2 separate regions of the Mus musculus genome follow, and region 2 is linked to region 1. Evidence: chromatin loops called from intact Hi-C (ENCODE). Cell type or tissue: gastrocnemius. All regions are shown on one strand. Links, peaks and the distances in the headings refer to the core of each region. The heading gives the core; the rest is flanking DNA.

What was found. Peaks named below come from ENCODE experiments on the same cell type or tissue, not always from the same donor. Only the 100,000 strongest peaks of a DNase experiment are listed, where the experiment ranks them.
Region 2: it touches region 1 in a loop (2.2-fold over the local background); 6 of 42 quality-filtered maps call a loop at or near these places.

The regions. Positions count from the first base shown.
Region 1 is chr9:61,057,998-61,060,913 of GRCm38, forward strand. Gm46116 (a long non-coding RNA gene) reads left to right here. Exons shown (of 3, transcript XR_001779194.1): 3 at 474-1,183. Among named protein-coding and RNA genes, the nearest start is that of Gm46116, 2.5 kb to the left of the region's middle. In gastrocnemius, for the core only: a CTCF peak has its summit at 1,400 (motif pointing right); no DNase peak of the experiment used is centred there.
Region 2 is chr9:61,349,495-61,352,410 of GRCm38, forward strand. No RefSeq gene overlaps it. Among named protein-coding and RNA genes, the nearest start is that of Gm39349, 11 kb to the left of the region's middle. In gastrocnemius, for the core only: no CTCF peak of the experiment used is centred there; a DNase peak (open chromatin) is centred at 1,759.

The DNA.
Region 1 (2,916 bases), core at 250-2,749:
GGCTTGCTCACCACCATAGGTAGGGACCAGTTATCCACAGTTCACAGCTTCACACAGAGGAGAACTCGGCCCGGAAGCTCGTGGGCTGAGAGAAGGAAAAAAAAAAACAGCAAGATGGTTGAGGGCTGGGATTATGGTATCAAAACCTAGGCTGAGGACTTGGGAAACCAGTAAGTGGGTCCTGGCTCTACTGTCTCTTGTCCTCTGACCAAAGAGCATGTGCAGGTTTAGGGTACTCAGAGGATGGCATAGAAGCTGAGAGGTAGCCCAGTCCATGTGTCCTTCAGGTGAAGTGTGTGTGTGTGTGTGTGTGTGTACACAAGCATGTGTGCTGTGTTTGCATGCTTTATGTGTGTGCACATGTCTGCATACTCATGTGTGGGCGTGCACATGGAGATGAGAGGACAACCTTGGATGCCATTCTTCAAGTGCTAATCACCCTGTTTTGCTTTGGGTTTTGGTTTTGGTTTTAGTTTTGATGCAGGATCTCCCAGTGACCAATCAGGCTAGACTGACCGGCAAGCAAGCTCTCTGGTGCCTGGATTATGTGCCTGGATTATGAACGCTCATTACCACACCTCGCTTTGGTTTCATGAAGGTTCTGGGGTCACACTCACCCCCACTGCACAGCCACCATCAGCTGTGTCCTCTGGACATTCTGACAGGTTGTTAGAACTGTTTCTGAGAAAATATGATTCCCCACCCCAGCTTCAGCATGGATCCGGGCACCCCTGACATTCAGTGGCACTCACTTCTGCTAATAGGGATCTTAGAGATGATCTTGGAGACGGAAGGCATCAGTCCAAAATGGCCACACAGCAAATACAAACGGTGAGCCAGACAACTTGTCTCGGTGACACCTGAATCAAGGCAGGGACCTTGTGTCACAAAGGGAGCAGCAGCCATAAATATCCACAGTGGTGTGAAATACCAGAATGCTCTCCACAGCCCATGAAATGGACATAAATGTTTACTTCACACTATAATTATGAAGAGGGGCCATGGATCGCCATAAAACCCTAAAGATTGATGCTAAACCAACCACCTCCTTAGTATCATAAATTCTGCCTGCGGTTATATGCAGTATTTAATAAACATTAATGAAAATTTTGTTTATAACACATTTTTTTTTAAAAAAATGGGGCTGGTGAGATGGCTCAGTGAGTAAGAGCACCCGACTGCTCTTCCGAAGGTCCGGAGTTCAAATCCCAGCAACCACATGGTGGCTCACAACCATCTGTAACAAGATCTGATGCCCTCTTCTGGAGTGTCTGAAGACAGCTACAGTGTACTTACATATAATAAATAAATAAATCTTTATAAAAAATGGTTCATTTTTATCTTATGTGTATAAGTGTCTTGTTTGCATGTATGTCTGCACACTACATGTGTGCAGTTCCCATGGAGGCCAGAAGAGGGTGCTGCATCCTGTAGAGCTGGAGTTAAGGATGCCACATGGGTGCTAGGAATTGAACCTGGGTCCTTTGCATAAGCAGCAAGTGCTCTTATCTGCTGAGCAGTCTCTCCAGCCCTTAAGAAGCTTTTTTTTTGAAAGATAGTTGCAATTTAGTTTTTCCAAAGATAATTAGGGAGACTAGTAGCTAAGAATAAATAAGAGATAAAGTATCTCAATTCTCTTCTATATTTTATTATTCATTTATTGTGTGTGTATGTATGTGTTTATGTGCATGTACACATGTGTGTAGAGTTCAGCAGTTAATATCATATATCTCCCCCAGTCGCTTTGACCCACCTGTGTCCACCCCTGACCTCCTGAGAGTCCTCAGACTATAGATGAGCAATATTGTACCACACTTTCACCTCGGAGCTGGGGATCCAACGCAGGCCCTTATGCTTACACAGTGCTATGGTTTGAATATGAAATGCTCCTCATATATTTGTGTGCATGAACACTCGGTCCTCGGCTGATGGTGCTATGGTTATGGAACCCTTAGTCGGTAGAGCCTTGCTGGAAGAAGTGGGTCACTGGGGATGGACCTTTCTAACCTTGCCTCACTTCCTGTTCATTCTCTGTTTCCTGAATCCAGGTGCAGTGTGACAGCAACCTCCCACGCCATGCCTTTCCTGACACAATAGACTGTGTGCCCCTACAACTGTAAACCAAAATAAGCCCCTCCTCCCTTGCATTGCATTTGCCCGGGTGTTTTACTACAGCAACAAGAAAGGAGCTGAGACATGTCACAAGCAAGCCCTTTACCAACTAAGCCATCTCCTGGCTCTCTATTCCTTTTAGGCGCTCCCACAGCATCTGGGACTCTGGGCTCCACCCAGCTGTTGCTATAGGAAAACATGCCAGCAGCAATTCCTGCCCACCTCTGAGCTTGGGCCCCTCTCACTGTGTGGCCACTCACCTCATCTCTGTCCTATCCCATCTCTGTCCTGAGGCCTAGGAAAAGGAATATAGTGTCTTTTGGGAATTCATGTCTTGCTGGGCACTTTAATCCCAGCACTCAGGAGGCAGAGGCAGGCAGATCTTTGTGAGTTTGAGGCCAGACTGGTCTACTGAGCAAGTTCCAGGACAGACAGAGAAACCCTGTCTCAAAAAAAAAAAAAAACAAAAAAAACAAAACAAAAACAAAAACAACAAACAAACCAAAAAACCAAAACCCTATTTTGAGACAGAGTCCCATGCAGAGCAGGCTGGCCCCAAACTGATTCTGTAGCCAAGGATAACTTGAGCCTTTGGTCCCCTTACCTTCATTGCCCAAGTGCAGACATGCTGTTTATGATCGCTAGGACCCGAGCCAGGGCTTTGTGAACACTAGGCAGGGACTCCACCAACCAAGCTGTATCCCTCGGCCGGAGAGGCCACTCATGTGCCAGGGGCTCTGTGGACTGTTTCGGTGCCCACAGGACTCTCTGTAAGTTGAGTGTCTCCAGTCTGTGTAGAAGATG
Region 2 (2,916 bases), core at 296-2,795, 290 kb after region 1:
TCAGGGTGGAACCTCCCATCTCAGTTCACCCACATAAGGAAAAACCCTTACAGTCATGCCCAAAGGCCTTTCTGGTCTACACAATCTCTCACTGAGACTCCCTTTCCAGGTAATTCCAAATCTTGTCATGGCAACGATCAACACTAACCATGCTTTGGTCAGCATGGGCTGGATAAAACAAGTCCAGACCTCTGTGGTAAGTCATCAAATTGGATTTCTTGCTCACTAGTATTCTATGTGTATCCTAGGTCGGGAGGCACTTGGCGAAAGTTGGGGAAAACAGCCACCTCTTCAAGCACTGCTGGCCTGTCACCATGCAGGAAGAAACAGGAAGCACTCGTCACCCTAGAATGATGGCCACTTCCTCTCACACATCATTGTCTGGAACTGTTCCCATGGCTCCACCTAAGCACATTGGGTCAAGAAGTGAAATTCCACCCAGTGCCCAGAAGGAGAAGCAGGAGTGTAGTGCAGTTGCTACCACAGCATGGGCTTTAAAAGGAGAATGAAAACCCGCAAGACAGCTCAGTGGGTGAAAGAGCTTGGCGGGGCCAGCCCGGTGACATCTGTTCAAGCTCTGGAACTCAAAAAAGGCGGAAGGAGAGAACCAACCCCAAAAAGTTGTTTTCTGTCCTCCACACACTGTCCCTACACACACACACACACACACACACACACACCTTTAAAGCTGAGTAGGAATGAAATCCTTTGCTGGGGCGTGGTGAGGGGACTGGGAATGTGCACATTCAGCAAGTTCCGCACAGCACATGGTACTGGATGCTCAATGCATGCCTAGTGACAAACATCCAGGTAGCTCCAAATGCTCTCTCTGCCCCCTTTTTCTCTTTTCCTTCCACACTTACTCTCTGGGTCCCTACTGATTGTGGTGAGAAGAGAAAGCCTTCATAGAATGGATGATGATCGGACCCAGTATATGAGAAGAGGTGACTCGAAAGGAGGGAAGGTGTGGACAAAGGCTGGGAAGACCATGTGCATAGTCAGCAATGCAGGGACAAATGTCACAGCAGAAGGTCACTCACGGATACTACCTACCTTCAGTAGAGGGCTATCCTCAGCACAAGAGAGAAAGAGCTGCATTCTGAAGTCAGTGCGCCAATCAGGAAGATTCCTTGATATGCCTGCCCATAACCCTGAACTGCGAAAATTTTCCTTGGGAAATGAGTCAGAGTTGGGTGAACAGAAACTTAGTTCTGAGCACTGGGAGATGGCTTGGTGGATAAGAGTGTCTAATGTTCACACATGAGATCCTAAGTTCAAATCCCCAGGACCTATGTGGAAGCCAAGTGACCCTCTTGTAACTCTAGCACTGAGGAGAGTGGAAACCAGGGATTCCCAACTAGCACAACCCTCAACTGGGAGCTCCAGCCTCAGTGAGACCCTGTCTCAAGGGGACAAGGCAGACAATAGCAGGTCAGAGCACCTGATGCCCTCTGCCGCTAACTAATTCATGTGAACAGTCATGTGCCACCACTACCCTCAGCCTTAAGACAAAGGTGAGAGAGACAGAAACTTTTATGTGAGACCTAGCTCTCTGCTGAGGCCTACACCTCCTGACTGAAGTCCCGAGTCCCCTCCAAAGTCCTAGGACATTCTCCCCAAAGCACAGAGCCTAACCTTCTCTTTCCCTTCTGTTGCCAGAGGCTGCATTTCTGGGTGACCACATTTGCCCCCGGGATAAGTCTTTTCCCTTCTATTTGCATTAGTAACTGCTCAAAGTCCCACGAGGCCCTGGAGCCCAGCCAGCCACATCCTCTCACACTGGACCAATTGTTTGTGGCAAATGCCTTGCTTTTGAACTCTGGACCTCTGAGAGGAAACAGTTTCAATAGGAATAACTCGGAACTCTCCCAGGCCCTGCCATCTGGGCGTCTGGAATGGAGCTTCCAGGATATATGGCTCTTTTGAAGGAAGCCCATTCAATGGATGATTGTACTCTCATTTAATATGCCTGGGAGTGGTCTTGTATACTGGCCAGTGGAGGGTTTTTTTTTTTTTTTTTCATTCAACACTTACTGATCTCTTACTGTGACTGAGATACTGAGATGGATATGGGGGGGAAAGCAGGGACCTTATTTCCTTACTATTTACTTATTTACTTGGTCGGTAGGTCATTTCACAAGCACCCACGCTGGTCATGAACTCACTAGGTAGTCAAGGATAAACCAGAACTTCTTTCCTCCTGTCTGCACGTCTGGAGTGCTGGGATTACAGATGTGTGCCCCACATTTTATTTAATTCCTGCTTTTGGTGGGTTTGGACAAAGAGCATGAAGTATTAAATTCTATTTCATGGGGTCATGGGGCTGAAGAGATAGCTCAGCAACTGAAGAACACTTATTCCCTTTGTAGAGAACCCAAGTTCAATTCCCAACACCCACATAGTGGTTCATAAACTTCTGTGACTCCAGTGCCAGGGGACCCAAAGCCCTCTTCTAACCTCCTCAGGAACCAGTCACACACACATGGTGCACACACATCCATGCAGGTGAAATACCCATAAAATAAGATAAATAAATGTAAAAATATTTTTAAAGTTATTGTTCTATAACTTCCTTGGTGCACTGCGTAGGGCAAAAGATGAGTTTCTGGCTCTGAAATGTAGAAGGTTCCAGAATGTTAAGGAATGACTGTCAAGGATGGGAGATATTTCTCAGGTCTCCTCTTTGGGTCCCATAGCAACCTACGACAGAGGCTGATAAAGCCCATTGCCTAAGCCCCTCCCCACAGTGATCAAGGACCTGAACACTCATCCCACGTCCCTTGACTCGGGTCACTGGACAGCTCCTGACCTCTCAGGCCACCATGGATACCACACAAGCAACCTTGCTCAATCCTCCCAGAACTGTGCTGAGCTTCCCTCATTTGTCTTCGAGTGTGTGGCGTGTAGGAGATGGGG